Regions from separate parts of the Homo sapiens genome. Here all the other regions are linked to region 4. A link is a contact called in ENCODE Hi-C or POLR2A ChIA-PET data. All regions are on one chromosome and are shown on one strand. The core of a region is the stretch at or near the end of the contact, and the rest is flanking DNA. Distances in the headings are between cores, read along the strand shown. Region 1 holds the start of CLPTM1 (CLPTM1 regulator of GABA type A receptor forward trafficking). Region 2 holds the start of SPHK2 (sphingosine kinase 2). Region 3 holds the start of CCDC61 (coiled-coil domain containing 61). Region 4 holds the start of TSEN34 (tRNA splicing endonuclease subunit 34). Region 5 holds the start of NECTIN2 (nectin cell adhesion molecule 2).

Region 1 (3,024 bases), core at 124-2,623, 9.2 Mb after region 4:
GCAATGAGAACAACCTGGGCCCTGGTCTCTCAAGCCACCATCAACCCAATAATCAACAGAAACCCAGAGGGGAAACGACCTCCTTTCAGCAAGACTGGGAAACCCTTGAAGACAGGAACTGAGCCTTCATTCCAGCACTAACTCAACAAACATTTCCTAAGCTGTCCCTGAAGCCAGGCCCTGGCTGAGAATGCTGAAAAGATTCAGAGCAGATACAGTGGGCTCTATCACACAAATTTCATCCATGTGTCCTACCCAAGTGATACCACTTGCTCTTTCTCTGGGCTCCCCCAGTCCCTGACACAGACTTTTGTCACCAACCTAATCATTCAGGATTACAACTGTTTACATGTCAGTCTCCTCTCTTCGTCCCCTGACAGCAGGGATATGGCTGGCCCTCCTGTCCAACCTCTGCATTTAACACGGGAGAGATAAAGGCCTAAAGAGGGAAAGGAACTTGCCCAAGGTCACACAGAGAGTCAGCTTCATTCTCCCCTCTCAACCCGCACTCCTTTCCCCTGAGCTGCCTCCCACATGTCAGTGACATCCCAGTGGGTGGGTCGACAGCACCTTCATGTCTCTCCATCTATTCCCCAAATGCCTGAACGGTAGCTGCCTGAAATGGTATGCTCTGCAGTGTGTTAAGACAGCAGTGGGGCAGAAGTCATCCGCACCAGGACTAATTAACCCATAGAACTATTTTACATTAAAACCACAACCATACCAGTCCCTGTGTCAGCAGTGTCTTGTAACTTCTACATAAAGTTACAAACCTAACCAGGATGACCTTCTAGAAGCGCCTTAGTCTCACTGTTCCTTGAATTCCCGTCTGTAAAATGGGTCTGTCGGCCGTGCCCTGCTAATACTGACTTCCCCACAGCTAGAAAACTCCCAATTAATCACTGCGCACACCTCAAACACTACAACGAGACCTGAACGCCAGACCACTCTAGGAACGGCCTCAGAGCATGGAATCGCGGAGTTGAGAACCCAGCGCGCCAAGGTACAAGCCTGCGCCCCTCCGAGCCACTGTCTCCCCGGATCGAGCAATGAGCCTGGTGGCCGCCCGGCTCGAGCGTGCAGGGGAACCGACCCGCAACAGGGCCCTGTTCCCGGCACCGTCCGGCCTCCCGGGCGGTCCGGCCCTGCCTGGGCCGGGTATTCAAGGTCCCTCTGGCCAAGGAGCCCCCAGTGCACGGGATTCCGTGACAAGAGGTAGGACACGCCCCGTGGGAGGCCCCCCGGCTGGGGAAGAACCCCCTCAGTCCCCTCTCGGCCTCCGTACCTGACCGGAGCTGCCTCCCCCGGCCGCCACCACGGCGCTGCGGGCCCCGTCCGCCTCCTGCGCCGCCGCCATCTTCCCGCTCCGGGTCCCCGCCCCCGCCGCCAGCCCCGCCCCGTCCCCGACTTCGCAGCGCAATCGCGCGAGATTTCACGCTTTCCTAGCCCCGCCGGGCCACCCTATCCGGCAAGAGTGCCGCAGCCACGCCTCTCAGGAAGGCCACTTCCGGCTATGGAAGGACCAACCTGGCCACCGTACTCGTCTTTCTCCCAGCCCGTTTGTTTCCACCTAATAAAAACACTGTATGCTCCGAACTCCAGGACTTTCTCGGCCAGCATGTGCCTCCCGCAAGTTCTGTCCCTTCCGTCCCTTCACATTAACCCGCCTTTTCGGTTATATGAGCCTTTCGGGACATCCTGTCCGCTTCTCCCTGCCGATTCTTCGCGTCCTTTTCGTTCCATGTTTCTTGAGCTTTACCGGCCACTGTACGGCTTCGAACCACGCCCCTCTTTCGTCAGAGGAACCTTTCTGGCCACCGTATTCTGATTCGAAGAACTAGCCTTTTGCCCAGCACCCTTGTCTTCTGACCCCTCTTCCTAAGACAACTCTTTCGTTCAAGTCTCCTGAGCTCATATCCTTTCTGTGTTTTTAGAGTTCCAATTCCAGGGGTCTTACGGCCAACAAACCTCCGATGAGACCCTATGATACACCCCCAAGCCTTCGGACTGCCCTGCCTAGCACGCATGCGCGTTCCCTCAGTGGTCCAAACCTCGCATCCGTGGGCTAGGCTTCACGGGCTCTGAGAATTCCACAATTTTTCATTAGCTGTGTGTCTTCGTACAGCTCTAAACCCGGCCATCTGCTGAGAGACCCTTAGTTTGGAGAGGGTGTTACGGAGGCCCAGAGAGGACAAGACTCTCAGAGGCTGTTAACTGTTCACCCGTGAAATTGGGTGGATGTCTGGCCAGGGTTCTAACCCTTGTGGTGCTACTGACTGGATAAGATATCCTGGACAAGTGACGTCTCTCTCTCTCTTTTTTTTTCTTTTTTAGACGGAGCCTCACTCTCCCCCAGGCTGGAGTGCAATGGCGCGATCTCGGCTCACTGCAACCTCGGCTCACTGCATCCTCGGCCTCCCGAGTAGCTGGGATTACAGGAGCACGCCACCACTCCTGGCTAATTTTTTTTTTTTTTTTGAGACGGAGTCTCGCTCTGTCACCCAGGCTGGAGTGCAGTGGCGCGATCTCGGCTCACTGCAACCTCTGCCTCCCGGATTCAAGCAATTCTCCTGCGTCAGCCTCCCATTTTTTTTTTTTTTTTGTAAGTAGAGACGGAGTTTCACCGTGTTGGCCAGGCTGGTGACAAGTGACATCTATGTTTGAGCCTCAGTTTCTCCCCTTTTATAAACCAGGGATATAATCGTACTCGTTCTTCGTCTTCCCGTTTTGCCCCGCTGTGTTATTGGGAAGACGTAGTTAGATGGCGAATGGAAAACATCAGGCCCTGGGCCTCATGCTTAAGTGGTCAATATTTGGAGCGCTGTGATTATGAACCTTATATATTACCTGGAAAAAGAGTAAGCTTTGCATTGGGATATTCTGAATATATAATTATCATTTTATTATCGGTTTCCTCCACTTTCCTCTAGGTCTCAGCCCTGTAACAGTAGCTCTCGCTCTAGGAAACTCTCTCTGAGCCCTTTTCCTATCCTCCCTTGCCCCCTCAGCTCCTCCACCCCATCC
Region 2 (3,041 bases), core at 541-3,040, 5.6 Mb after region 4:
ACCAGCCTGACCAACATGGAGAAACCTCATCTCTATGAAAAATACAAAAGTAGCTGGGTGTGGTGGCGCATGCCTGTAATCCCAGCTACTTGGGAGGTTGAGGCAGGAGAACTGCTTGAACCCGGGAGGCGGAGGTTGCAGTGAGCCAAGATCGTGCCATTGCACTCCAGCCTGGGCAACAAGAGCGAAACTCCACCTCAAAATAAATAAATAAATAAAAATAAAAAAATTAGCCAGCCATGGTGGAGGCTACTTGGGAAGCTGAGGTGGGAAGATCACTTTAGCCCAGGAGGTTGCAGCTGCAGTAGGCTGTGATTGTGCCACTGCTTTCCAGCCTGGGCAAGAGTGAGACCCTGTTTTTTCTTTTTTTTTTTTGAGACGGAGTCTCACTCTGTCACCCAGGCTGGAGTGCAGCGCGATCTCGGCTCACTGCAACCTCTGCCTCCCGGGTTCAAATGATTCTCCTGCCTCAGTCTCCCGAGTAGCTGGGATTACAGGTGCGCATCACCATGCCTGGCTAATTTTTGTATTTTTAGTAGAGATGGGGTTTCACCATGTTGGCCAGGCTGATCTCGAACTCCTGGCCTCAGGTGATCCGCAGGCCTTGGCCTCCCAGAGTGCTGGGATTACAAGCTTGAGCTACCACGCCTGGCCTCCAATTTTTTTTTTTTTTTTTTAAAGAAAAGCTTCAGATTTTGTCTTTCCACAGTATGAGGATCTTGGCTTTTAGATGGTCCCTTACCTGGTCCTGCTGCTCCTCTGCTTCAAGGTGTCCATTCATCTGCTGGTCCTCTGCTCTGTTACATCAACGGGACCCTGGCCCTGGGTCTTAAGCCATAGTAGGCTGGTAGGAGCAAGGAGTCAGGTCTCACTGTCCTGGCCTGACCTTCAGCTCTGTGGAGGAGAGGTAAGTGAGGAGCAGCATTGACAGCCAACTGCAGGAGGCCCTTCCAGGCTCAATGTGCCTGAGAACCAAGAGGCAGGGGCCTCCCTGGCGGGTGGGGGGAAGAGTAGATAAGTCATTTTAATCACTGCCCCAGCCAGTCCATCTGGTTGCACACAATATGTATGCTATAATAGGAGTGAAGGCTAATTTTTATTGAGCACTTATTATGTGCAAAATATTGACCTCAGCAGTTTTATTAACTTTCATAATCCTGAAAAACACCCCTGTGTGCCAGGCCTGTTGTCATCCCCTTTTTGTCCATAAGGAGAGTAAGGCCCAAAGAAGTTAAGTGATTTTCCCAAGATCACAGAGAGGTTAAATGACTTGCCCAATCACCCCATTAGTAACTAGCAGAGCCAGGATTTGAATTTGGTTATAGCCTTGCAAGGCCCCATCTCACCATCTTTCTTTGCCACTACTTCTCCCTGGGTCTCCATCTCACCCCTCTTTCTAGGTCTCCTTCCTACCCTTTGGGCCTCCATTCCCCCCACCCCCAAGCCACGGAGTCTCCATTTTGCCTCCCCTATGAAACTCTGTCTCCCTCTTTCTAGGTCAGGGAAGGGCCATCTAGGGGCCGGGGGAGAAGGAGAAGCGGAACTCAAAGGATGGGAATACAGGATGCTATAGATTGAGGTGCAGCAAGATCATCTCGGGTTAGACCTTAAGTAGGACTTCCCAAGCAGCGGCTGCGCCTACGAAGTGCAGCGCGAGATCAGGGAGCGGTGAACCTGATAAGGAAACGCCCGAAGCGTGGGGTCGGAAATTTCCAGATGCCCCGACTAGCCCTGCCAGCCCCGCCTCCTCACCTCCAACACTGGGCCCGCCGGGTCCTCCGGGAGCCACTGAGAGGCCGTCGGCGTCGGGCCAGAGCGTCACCGCGCGACGCATCGTGCTAGCTACACGCATCTCGCTCCCAGATCCCTTTCTTCCGGAAAGCTATCGAGAACACGGCCTGGGTAGGGCCAGAGAGGCCCCCGACGTGCTGGCCCTTCCCTCTTGGACGTTGCGCTTGTTCCTGCGCTCTATGCTCTCTGCCGTTATCGCCCGGCTAGTCAGTCGTCCAACTCACCACAGAGAAGTCCGGATCGTGGTAGAGCGCCGCGTCGCACCCATGTGACGTCACGGCGGCGCCACTCGCTTGAGGCTTTCCCCGCCCACCCCAGCCCGTTCTCTCTTTCCGGACCTGGCCGAGCAGGAGGCGCCATCATGGTGAGCTCGCTTTGCGGCGTTCGGGGCTGGATAATCCGCTGCCATCCGCCGTGGTTTTGGGCTAGGGGCACGCTGGAGGGCGGCAGGGGGTCTGCGGCTGCCCGGAGGGAGCAATTCCCGATACTGGGGACCTACTCTGGGGGCCAGGAAAGCAGGGATGGGTCAGTCATAGCCTACCGCCCCCACTTAGTAGATGACCAAGTGGAGGTACTCGGAGGCTGATATGACTGGGTTTACAAAGCCAGGAAGTGGCAGAGCCAGGATTCCGACCCAGGTGGCTGGACCCGCAGCCACTCTTAGTTATTTGGCTTTGCTGCCTTTATCTGGACCTGTCACTTTCTAGTATGAAAAGTCGGGTTCGATGGGGGCCGCGGCGGGTGAGAGGATCGAGAGCCGAATAACTGGATTTGGGGACCAGGCAGGTCTCTGAGTCTCAGGCCCCTTCCCACCTTGTGATGGTTTTTGAGCCTTTGCCCCAGTGTCTGGCTGTTCGTTGGGTACACAGTAATCTCATCTGACAAGTTTGTGAATTTGGGAAGAAATAATTCACAGGAGATGCTCATCACGGGGTTTTGCACACAGTAAGTGCTGCATAAGTGGAGCTATTAAATAGTTCTTGTAATTGTCAACACAGTCTGAAAAACTTAAGTTGCTCAGAAAGGCAGCAGGGCGGTAGGAGCCTGGCGAGGCGGCTCACGCTTGTTATCCTAGCACTTTGGGAGGCCGAGGCGGGAGGATTCCTTGCCCAGGAGATCAAGACCAGCCTGGCCAATATTGTGAGACCCTGTCTCCACTTTAAAAACGATGTTTTAAAAAGACACTATTTGGTAAGGGTTGTTGGATTGACTGATGCTGTAGGAGAGGTGGTTCTAGTAGTATTGCTAGG
Region 3 (2,700 bases), core at 14-2,513, 8.2 Mb after region 4:
AAAAGGGAGAAGTGAAGAAGACTCCAAGCTAGCCAGGCACGGTGGCTCACGCCTGTAATCCCAACACTTTGGGAGGCTGAGGCGGGTGGATCACCTGAGGTCACGAGTTCAAGACCAACCTGGCCAACATAGTGAAACCCCTTCTCTACTAAAAATACAAACAATTAGCTGGGTGTGGTGGCGGGCGCCTGTAATTCCCTTGAATCTGGGAAGTGGAGGTTTCAGTGAGCCAAGATCGCGCCATTGCACTCCAGCCTGGGCTACAAGAGCGAAACTCTGTCTCAAAAAAAAAAAAAAAAGAACACTCCAAGCTTCTTGATCTTAGTACCTGGCAGGATGAATGTCCCATCAACTGGGTTTGGAGGTTGAAAGGAAGAAATCGCAAGATTGGTTTGGGACAAGTTTATGTCTGAATGTCAGATGAACTTCCAAAGAGAGAAGAGTCGGCCATGATATGAGTCTGGAGTTCAGGGCAGAGATCCAGGCTGGAAATACACACGTGGGAGTTCTCATTAGATAAAGAGGGTGAAGCTAGCCAATGGTATAGACAGAGATGATGTCATTCTACTGATGATGAAGCTGAGGCACAGAAGGGTTAAACAACTGGCCCAAAGCCACAGTAATGATCAGTGGCAGAGCCAGGATTCAAATTCGGGATTCAACCCGACGCCAGAGCCCACATTCTTAACCATCAGTAGAGTAAGTTTAAGAGTTAATTCACCTAAAACACTTGGCAGGTGCACAGCACATAGCAAACGCCACAGGCATAATAGGGCTTCACATCTCTTTAAAGTACATGCTCATCCCTGGAGGTCTCCTTCCCTCCCTTCCTCAATATTGCTTCTTCCCACGACTTTCACCCAAATCAAAGCTTGTAAAGCATAGTGCGCTGTAATAACCCTCTGCCTTAAAACCTCCTACTAAATCGCCACGCTGCATTCCAAGGACGTCTCTATATTTTACCATCTGCTGTCTCCTGCTTTACAACTTTCCCCATTGAAGACCCTCCTGCGATATACAGATCACCCCCAACTCACATGCTGCGCTCAGCCTCACAACCCCTCAATCAAGCGCCTACCCTTGTTAAAGGGCACCCTCCCTCCCGATTCCTACAAGGCCAGGTCAGCTGCCCACCGCAGCCCACTCTCCCCCGAGAGAAGCCCCTTCCCCTCCACCTAAGACCTCCACCACGGCCCGCGCAACCGCCACTCCCGCGGCCTCTCACCTTCTCCACTAGCAACCCTCCTCGCGAGCGGTTCAACTGACGAAGCTCCAGCCCCGCCCCAGGATCCGGCGTTCTCGCTTCTGATTGGTCACAGCTTACCAGCAGCCAAGTTTCCATTAGCCAAAAGAGACGCCCATCACTCTGTCCCTCCCCCAGAGGAGAACCCGCCCTCCAAAACTTCCAATTGGCTAACTAAGAAGAGGCTGTCCCAAATGGGTTGGGGGAGGCACCTAACGTCGGGCTCTTCTCTAATCACTACTGGCTAATAATGCTGCCAGTCATACAAAAAGGTTGTTCCCCAGAGTGGAAGGGAAAGAATCCCGGAAGTAGCCCCTTGACTCCACCTATTACCCCCTGCGGGAGGGTAGGCCGCGCCCACGTGGTGGGGAGGGCCTGGAAGGGAGAGCCGGGTGTGCATGCGCATGGGGAGATAGTGGCCGCGGCTCCGGAAACTGGGGAGTGGTCTCAGCATAAAGACAGGTTGAGATTTGTCATCGCTTGGTGCATTCCAAACCTGCACTAAGCATTTTGCAGGACTTGGCTTATTTAAACTTTATAACAGCCCTGCAAAGTTATTATGATTTCCATTTTACCACTAAGAAAACAGTCTCAGAGAGGTATAGCCACTAGCCCGGGTTCACACGGCTTTTGAACGACCCATATTTTAAACCGATCAGTCATGAACTGGAAGGATCCAGCTAAAGGAATTGAGCGCGGGGATGGGGGAGGAGGGACCTCTTTAAGAAAGGAAAATAAAGTTTAAAGAAAAAAAAAAACTGACATGAAAGTTTACTTAGAATATGAAATAATAACAAATTACATATTTAAAAGAGCCAAATACCACAAACATTGCAAAATCCCAAAGGATAACGTAATGTTTTTATTAATTTTCTGCCTGACACACCTCTGTGATGTTTCCTACTTTTTCAGCTGCATGTTTCACAATATCCTTGTCTACAAAGAGAAAAGTAAGTTATCTTTCCTCTAGCGTGGTTGATGGAACTTTTTAAAAATTCATTATAATTTAGAACAAGTTTCAGCTTCACAAATCAGTATTGGTGATGTTATTGAAGTCTTTTGGAAATCTAGAAAAACTTCTGGCCAGGCGCGGTGGCTCACACCTGTAATCCCAGCACTTTGGGAATCACGAGGTCAGGAGTTCGAGACCAGCCTGAACCACCTGGTGAAACCCTGTCTCTACTAAAAATATAAAAAATTAGCTGGGCGCAGTAGCGGACGCCTGTAATCCCAGCTACTCAGGAGGCTGAGGCAGGAGAATCACTTGAACTCGGGAGGCGGAGGTTGCAGTGAGCCAAGATCGTGCCACTGCACGCCAGCCTGGGCAACAGAGTGAGATGCCACCTCCAAAAAAAAAAAAAGAAAAACTTTCATAAAGTTTCATTCACATGTTAACTATGTTTTGGAAAATGTTTCCACAGACTAACTTCTGGCTCAATACTTTCAATTTTTTGTTT
Region 4 (2,700 bases), core at 178-2,677:
TTGCGCCCAGCCTGATGTCTAACTACTTCTAAGTGAATCTTCTGGATCACAGTAATCATTTAATAAAAGTCGTTAAACTGCTTGCCCAATGAGTTCGGGAGCTCCCAAATGTTTCCTGTCTGTCTATGAATTTCAGAGGCTAAGAGAAAGTGAGACAAAAAAGAAAAATGCAGCTGGGCCTATAATTCCAGCACTTTGGGGGGCCGAGGTGGAAGGATTGCTTGAGCCCAGGAATAGGGACCAGCCTAAGCAACAAGAGACCCCACCTCTATTAAGACAAAAAAAAAAAAAAAGAAAAACGCAGAATACATTGGGATCGTATGGAAAGGCACAGCAACCAGAGGCCCCAACCCATACTCACCAGGATAGACCAGGAAGTCACCTCCGAACTTGCCAGCCGCACTGAGGAAGAAGCCTCGCTCCCACAGGTCTCTGTAGATACTGTAGCGCAGCTCGTGGGCAGGGCGGCCGGCGTGGGGCCAGTCTTTAGACTGGACACGCCAGTCCAGGGGCCTGGCCTTGACCGGTCGAGGCCTGGCAGTGGCCAGCTGGACAAGGAGAGCAGATCTGGGCAAGGGGGCTACCCCATTTGAGGGTCCTGCTTGGGAAGACGAGGGGCCTGGTGGGGAGTACAGAGAAGAGTTTGGTAAATTCAAGGGGTAAAGTCTTCTCACCCTCAGGGAGACCCAGGCACTGGATTCCCAGCTAAAATTCCTAAAAGATCTCTCCTCTCCTTCCCGTGGTCCCTGGACTCCACCTCCCATGCTCACCAGCTTCCTCCTGCTCTCCCGAAGCCTGGCCATCACTGGTCTCATCCTCTTTGGCAGCCTGGCTCGAGCCGGCCTCCTGGCTTGAGCTGGCCCCTGAAGCCTGTTCTAGTTTCTGCTTCTTAGCAGCCTGGCCCTCCGTAATCTTCTCCAGGAGCTCCTGACGACGGGTCTCCCGGGCCTCAGCTGCCAAGGCGCTCTGCTCCTGGAAGCTCTCCTCTTGCTGGCGCTTGAAGGATGTCAGGGCCTGAGAAGCACACTTCGCTGGAACCTCCAAGCTTATGGTCCCTTCAGAAGCCAGGAAACTTGACTCCCAGGTCCCGCTCCCACCGAACCCGAGTTCGAGCCCCGCCCCCTTACCAGGCTGTGGTGCCGAGAGTCTGGACGCGGGGCGCTGACCAGAGTCACGGCGCCGATCTCGGCCAAGAGCCGCGCCTCTTCGGGCATCAGCAGCAGCGGGAGGCCCAGGCGCGAGTTCTGGCGGGGCCCGCGGGGCAGGGCGCCTACCGTGCGGCCCCCCACACCCAGGCGCTCCCGGAGGGCCTGCACCGCCTCGGCTCCCCACACCAGGGAGCGGCCGTTCGCCACCTCCACCACCAGCATCCTCCTGCGGGAGCCGGGAGGCAAAGCAGTTACCGAAACAGCTGCGCGCCGCGGACCGCTGCAGCGCACCCAAAGCCTCCGGGGTCTCGGCGAAGCCCCGCCCCTAGGCCTCAGGGGGCGGGGCCTCGCTCAGCCGCCGTTCACCACCTGCTGGGCCCGAGCGCCAGGCCCCGCCCCCGGGCGATCCCACCAGGCCTCGCGGCCGCCGGAGACGAGACGCCGGAGACAAGCCCCCGACCCTCTCCCCTCGCCAAGCCCCCAGGGTCCCGCTCTACCCTTGTGACCCTGCGGTCGGCACCCGCTCTGTGCCCGCACTGCCGTACCTACCATTGCGCCTTGGAGCGTGAAAAACAAACCTCCGCAAGCGCGGCGACACGCCCCCTTACAAAGGTCCATTTTGGCACCACCCTCTTGCAAAGTGGGCGTCCCCCTTCGGGTGTTCCCGTCAGCGGTCAGAAGCTCTGGAGGCTAAGGCACCGCCGAGGCCACACCCTCTTCCGGACGCTCGAGCCTTCGCTCCTCCTCTTTCCGAACGACTGTGATTCGGCTTTCGGACCTCCTCGCTCTCAGACTCCCACAGTACAAAACCCTGCCCCCTCCCGAGCACAGGAAGTTCGGCGTTCGGGCGTCCTCGGCTCCACCGAATCCGCAGCCCCGCCCCCTTCTCGAACGCCAGCAATTTGACGTTCGGGTGTTCTCGGCTCGGCCGAATCCGTAGCCCCGCCTCCTCCCGGACGCAATAGGTTCGGCGTTCGGGCGTCATCGGCTCCCGGCAGCCTCGCGGCCTGTGGCCCCGCCCCCTCCGAGCGCCAGCGCACCCCAGTTGGGGAGTTCCCGCCCTACGACCGAACCCCACAGCCGAAAGCCCCGCCCCCTGGACACCCGCCGTCCACTCTCCGCTCGGGCGGGCTCACCCCAATTGGGAGCGCTCAGTCCGCCTCCTTGCCTCCCTTCAGAATGTCCCACTGTCCACCGATAGAACCAGCGAGTCACCTCATAAACAGTAATTCGCAGTCGAGGTGGAGCCACCCACTGCGCACCGCGCCACGCGCTCCTTGCTCCACCCCCTCATGCCGACACCCTCGTCAACTTCGTCATCCCGCCCCATCAGCGCCGCGGGAAGTCAGGTCCCGCCCCTCGCAGGACCGAAGCCCCGCCCTCCTCCCGCGGGGGCCACCTTGGCTCCGCCCCACTGAGCGCACCTCCCTCTGCCGCTTCCTCTCCTCTACTTGGGAACTTGAGGATCGTCATCCTGGCCCGGTCCCGTAGGCGCACGCCGGCCCTCGGGGTTCCGCCCCTTTGAGGGCAAGTCGCTTTCGCCCCGCCCCCT
Region 5 (3,080 bases), core at 375-2,874, 9.3 Mb after region 4:
GCTCTCCTCCCCTAGTGGGGTGGATGGAAGGACGCCAGGGGGTCCAAGGCATAGCAATGGGAGGGACGGGGGATAAGGGCGGCGGCTCCACTCGTCCACCTCCTGCTATGGCTCTGAGGACAAAGGCGCTACCAGAGGATAGATAAGGTCCCGAAACCGGGGAGTCCGGAACCCGGAGCCAGGAGCGCCCGCCCCGCCCCTCCCTGGCTCGGCGAGAGTGAAACCAGGAAAACTTCCCCGGCGACGTCTCCGTCGCCCCCGACCATTCATAGGGAAAGGGAGGAGTCTCCCAGCCTCTGGGACTCGGGGCCTCCCGTTCTATCTGGGACTCAGGCGACTGAGACTCCAGCCTCAAGACAGAGCCTTCGACCCTTGATCATATCTGGAGCCCAAGAGACGGGGCCCGCTGCTCGCACTTCTGTTTGGATCTCAGAAGACGTTCCTCTGCCTACAATTAAGTCTGAAGCCCACGAGATCGAGTCTCCTGTCCCCCGGTTCTGCCGGGAACCCTGAAAACGAAGCCCCCTGCCCACAATTAAATCCAGAAGCTACAAGTTTGATCCTCTCTCGCCCCCAGTTTTACCTAGATCCCAGTTAGACTTAGCGCCTAGCCTCCATTCTACCAGGGACCCTGAAGACGGAGCCCCCGGCCCCTAATTTTTCTGGAGTCCACGGAGTCAGAACCCCCAACTCCCTGAGGTTCGGGGTTGGAGCTCCGAGCTCAGGCCCTTCCCCCTAAGTCGCCAGAACTCTTATCCTTAGCCCTCCAAGGGACCCGAATCAGGTCCGCTTGTCCTCAGTTCTCTCCGGGCCTCAGACGCCCAAGCCGGGAAGAAGGAAAAATAGGGGAGGGAGGTGGTCTCGCCTCTTCCTCGAGACCTTACTGCGGTAGGTGGGGGGAACATTCCCCACATTCCTGAGAGGGGTAGAGGAGACAGAGACCCAGATCCGGGTGAACTACTCGGCGCGGGGTGGGGAGGGGGCACCAGGCCTTCCTGGGATTTAACCCTTTCGGCGCGGGAATCCGAGAAATGGGGAGGGGGACAGACAAGCAGGCGTAGGATGGGCAATTGGATTAAGAAGGATGGGGGTGGTGGTGAGAGAGATGCAGAAAGGAGGGGTCAGAGTCTCCTCGAGAGAATCGGACGTGTAGGGGGTCGGAGTCTGTGGGGCCAGCCAGGAAGGGGGCACGCGAGAGGGGGCTCGGGGAGCCGGGGGTGGGCGGGGAAGGTGCTCGGCTTCCCCAGCTCGGAAGGTAAGGTTGGAGGGGGTCCGCGCGAGGGCAGGGGGCCGTCCGCTCGTCTCACCGGTTTCCAGGAGCAGCAGCAGCAGCAGCGGCCACAGCAGCGGCGTCGGCGGCGATCTCGACGGCAGGAGGGCAGCGGCCCGGGCCATGGAGGGCCCGGGAGGGGACTGGGCCCGGCCGGAGGCCCGCGGGCCACTCTGTGGGGGCCGATCGGCTGGGCGGTTTAGTAGGTGCCTGTGGGGCTCCGGCTCCGGCTCCGGGCCGGTTCCCGCTGCGCTCTAGCCTCCCTGTTCTGCTCTCCCGGCCCAGCTCTCCCCGCCCGGCTCGGCACCCCCGGCCTCTCGCTCAGCTCCGGCGGTTCGAACCCGCTGACGTCACAGGATCCACCCGCTGCTCCCCCGAGTCAAGCCGACCCTGGCTCCGGCCCCGCCCCCTCCTGGCGTTCTGACCCCGCCCCCCGGATTCCACCCCTGTTCCTCCCCGGGATTCCATTCTCGCTCCTCCCCAGGATTCTAAGGTCGCCCCTGCCAAAGAATTCTGTCTCCTTCGCTCCCGGCGTTAAACCACGCCCCCTAAGGTCTAGCCACGCCCCCTCTGCTCCCGAGTAGTTCCCACGCCCCGCCCCCTGCCTACCGGCCGCCTCGCCAAGGTCTTGCCACGCCCCTTTCGGCCCTTCCGGCCGACTCCGCCCCCACCAGCCCCGCCTCCACCAGCCCCGCCCCTCGCCCTAGCCGGAGTTCTCTCGGTCTCTTAGCTCAGTCCGTCCTGGCCTCTGTCCCACCCACAGTTCGAATCCTGCCCTTTCCTGCCTGCCCGGGTCCTCTCATCACAGTTGCCTGAGGCACGTGGGGCTTTACGGTTCTGCCCCCAGCACGTCCCGGTTGTGCGACCTCCCCGCAGGTCGAGCCCATCGCCCTGAGCCTGTTTCTCGTACCCTCGTGCGTTTCTAATCTCTGCCCCGAACTCTAGGTGTCGCTGCACTCGTTTCTTTCTGGATTTCTCTGTCTCTCTTACGTGTCTTTGTGTCTCTCTCACTCTCTTTGGGTCTTCCTCTCTGTCCCTGTATTTCTGCCTCTCTGGGTCTTTCCGTCCTCATGCTTCGGTGTCGCTCTGTTTCTGGTCTTCCTTTGTCAGTCACTGTTTCTTTATTTCAATAAAAGAGACGGGGCGGGGGGGCGGCGGGGTCTCACTATGTTGCTGAGGCTGGCCTCAAGCGATCCTCCCGGCTCGGCCTCCCAAGATGCTGGGATTACAGGCGTGAGCCACCAAGCCCGGCCTGTCTGTCACTGTTTCTGGGTCACTTGGTCCCCATGTCTCTTTCCATCCTTTGACTCTGTCTCTGTGTCTCTCTGTCTCTATCTGTGTGCCTCTCTGTCTCTGTCTCTATTTCTGTGTATCTCTGTCTCTATCGGCCTGTCTCTGTGCCTCTCTGTCTCTGTGTGCCTCTCTGTCTCTGTGTTTCTCTGTCTCTATCTCTGTGCCTCTCTATCTCTGTGCTTCTCTGTCTCTGTCTCTCCGTGTGTCTCTCTCTGTCTCTATCTGTGTCTCTCTGTCCCTGTCTCTTTCTCTGTGTCTCCCTCTCGGCGTCTCTTGTCTCTGCGTGCGAGTCTCTCTCGCTGTCTCTCTGTCCCTGCTCTGTTCTCTGCTTCCTTCCCTCCCTACCTCCCTGCGCGCCCTGGTCCTCCCCTCCCAACACCTGCTCCGCGCCGCCTTCTCACCGCAGCCACCCGCCAGGGGGCAGCAGAGACCGGCCCCCGCGCTGCGCTGGCCCGGCCGGGCTGGGTGGGGCTGGGCTCCAGTCCGGCCTCCGGACCTGGTCACTCCCCGCGTCCTT

What was found. A loop is a pair of places that touch in the nucleus more often than their neighbours do. ChIA-PET counts read pairs that join two places held with the same protein, here RNA polymerase II (POLR2A). Pooled maps may share reads with other maps.
Region 1: a pooled map shows a loop between it and region 4 (11-fold over the local background). The contact joins the promoter of CLPTM1 here to the promoter of TSEN34 in region 4. A Hi-C loop is called at or near these places in 2 of 50 pooled maps. POLR2A ChIA-PET finds 5 or more read pairs at or near these places in 2 of 52 experiments (CD8-positive, alpha-beta memory T cell and activated CD8-positive, alpha-beta memory T cell).
Region 2: a pooled map shows a loop between it and region 4 (15-fold over the local background). The contact joins the promoter of SPHK2 here to the promoter of TSEN34 in region 4. A Hi-C loop is called at or near these places in 1 of 168 maps with a recorded cell type or tissue (sciatic nerve) and 2 of 50 pooled maps. POLR2A ChIA-PET finds 5 or more read pairs at or near these places in 1 of 52 experiments (B cell).
Region 3: a pooled map shows a loop between it and region 4 (6-fold over the local background). The contact joins the promoter of CCDC61 here to the promoter of TSEN34 in region 4. A Hi-C loop is called at or near these places in 1 of 50 pooled maps. POLR2A ChIA-PET finds 5 or more read pairs at or near these places in 2 of 52 experiments (H1 and OCI-LY7).
Region 5: a loop to region 4 is called in a pooled map, with 2.2 times the contacts of the local background. The contact joins the promoter of NECTIN2 here to the promoter of TSEN34 in region 4. A Hi-C loop is called at or near these places in 1 of 50 pooled maps. POLR2A ChIA-PET finds 5 or more read pairs at or near these places in 2 of 52 experiments (Caco-2 and PC-9).

What each region holds. Positions count from the first base shown.
Region 1 is chr19:44,953,729-44,956,752 of GRCh38, reverse strand. CLPTM1 (CLPTM1 regulator of GABA type A receptor forward trafficking) reads right to left here and starts at 1,373. Exons shown (of 14, transcript NM_001294.4): 1 at 1,286-1,373. The coding sequence starts at 1,357. RefSeq lists a silencer at 1,121-1,450.
Region 2 is chr19:48,618,255-48,621,295 of GRCh38, reverse strand. SPHK2 (sphingosine kinase 2) reads right to left here and starts at 1,790. Exons shown (of 7, transcript NM_020126.5): 1 at 1,753-1,790; 2 at 743-894. The coding sequence starts at 781. It overlaps RPL18 (ribosomal protein L18), which reads left to right and starts at 2,118. Exons shown (of 7, transcript NM_000979.4): 1 at 2,118-2,155. The coding sequence starts at 2,153. RefSeq lists enhancers at 1,447-1,536, 1,697-2,376, 2,647-3,041.
Region 3 is chr19:45,994,030-45,996,729 of GRCh38, reverse strand. It overlaps CCDC61 (coiled-coil domain containing 61), which reads right to left and starts at 1,263. Exons shown (of 14, transcript NM_001267723.2): 1 at 1,226-1,263. RefSeq lists enhancers at 1,146-1,325, 1,716-1,905.
Region 4 is chr19:54,190,035-54,192,734 of GRCh38, reverse strand. It overlaps TSEN34 (tRNA splicing endonuclease subunit 34), which reads right to left and starts at 1,427. Exons shown (of 4, transcript NM_001077446.4): 1 at 1,128-1,427; 2 at 771-1,014; 3 at 362-619. The coding sequence starts at 1,370. RefSeq lists enhancers at 1-491, 2,460-2,700 and a silencer at 1,336-1,537.
Region 5 is chr19:44,844,841-44,847,920 of GRCh38, reverse strand. It overlaps NECTIN2 (nectin cell adhesion molecule 2), which reads right to left and starts at 1,624. Exons shown (of 9, transcript NM_001042724.2): 1 at 1,308-1,624. The coding sequence starts at 1,395. RefSeq lists silencers at 1,554-1,653, 1,784-1,863, 1,944-1,993, 2,861-3,080.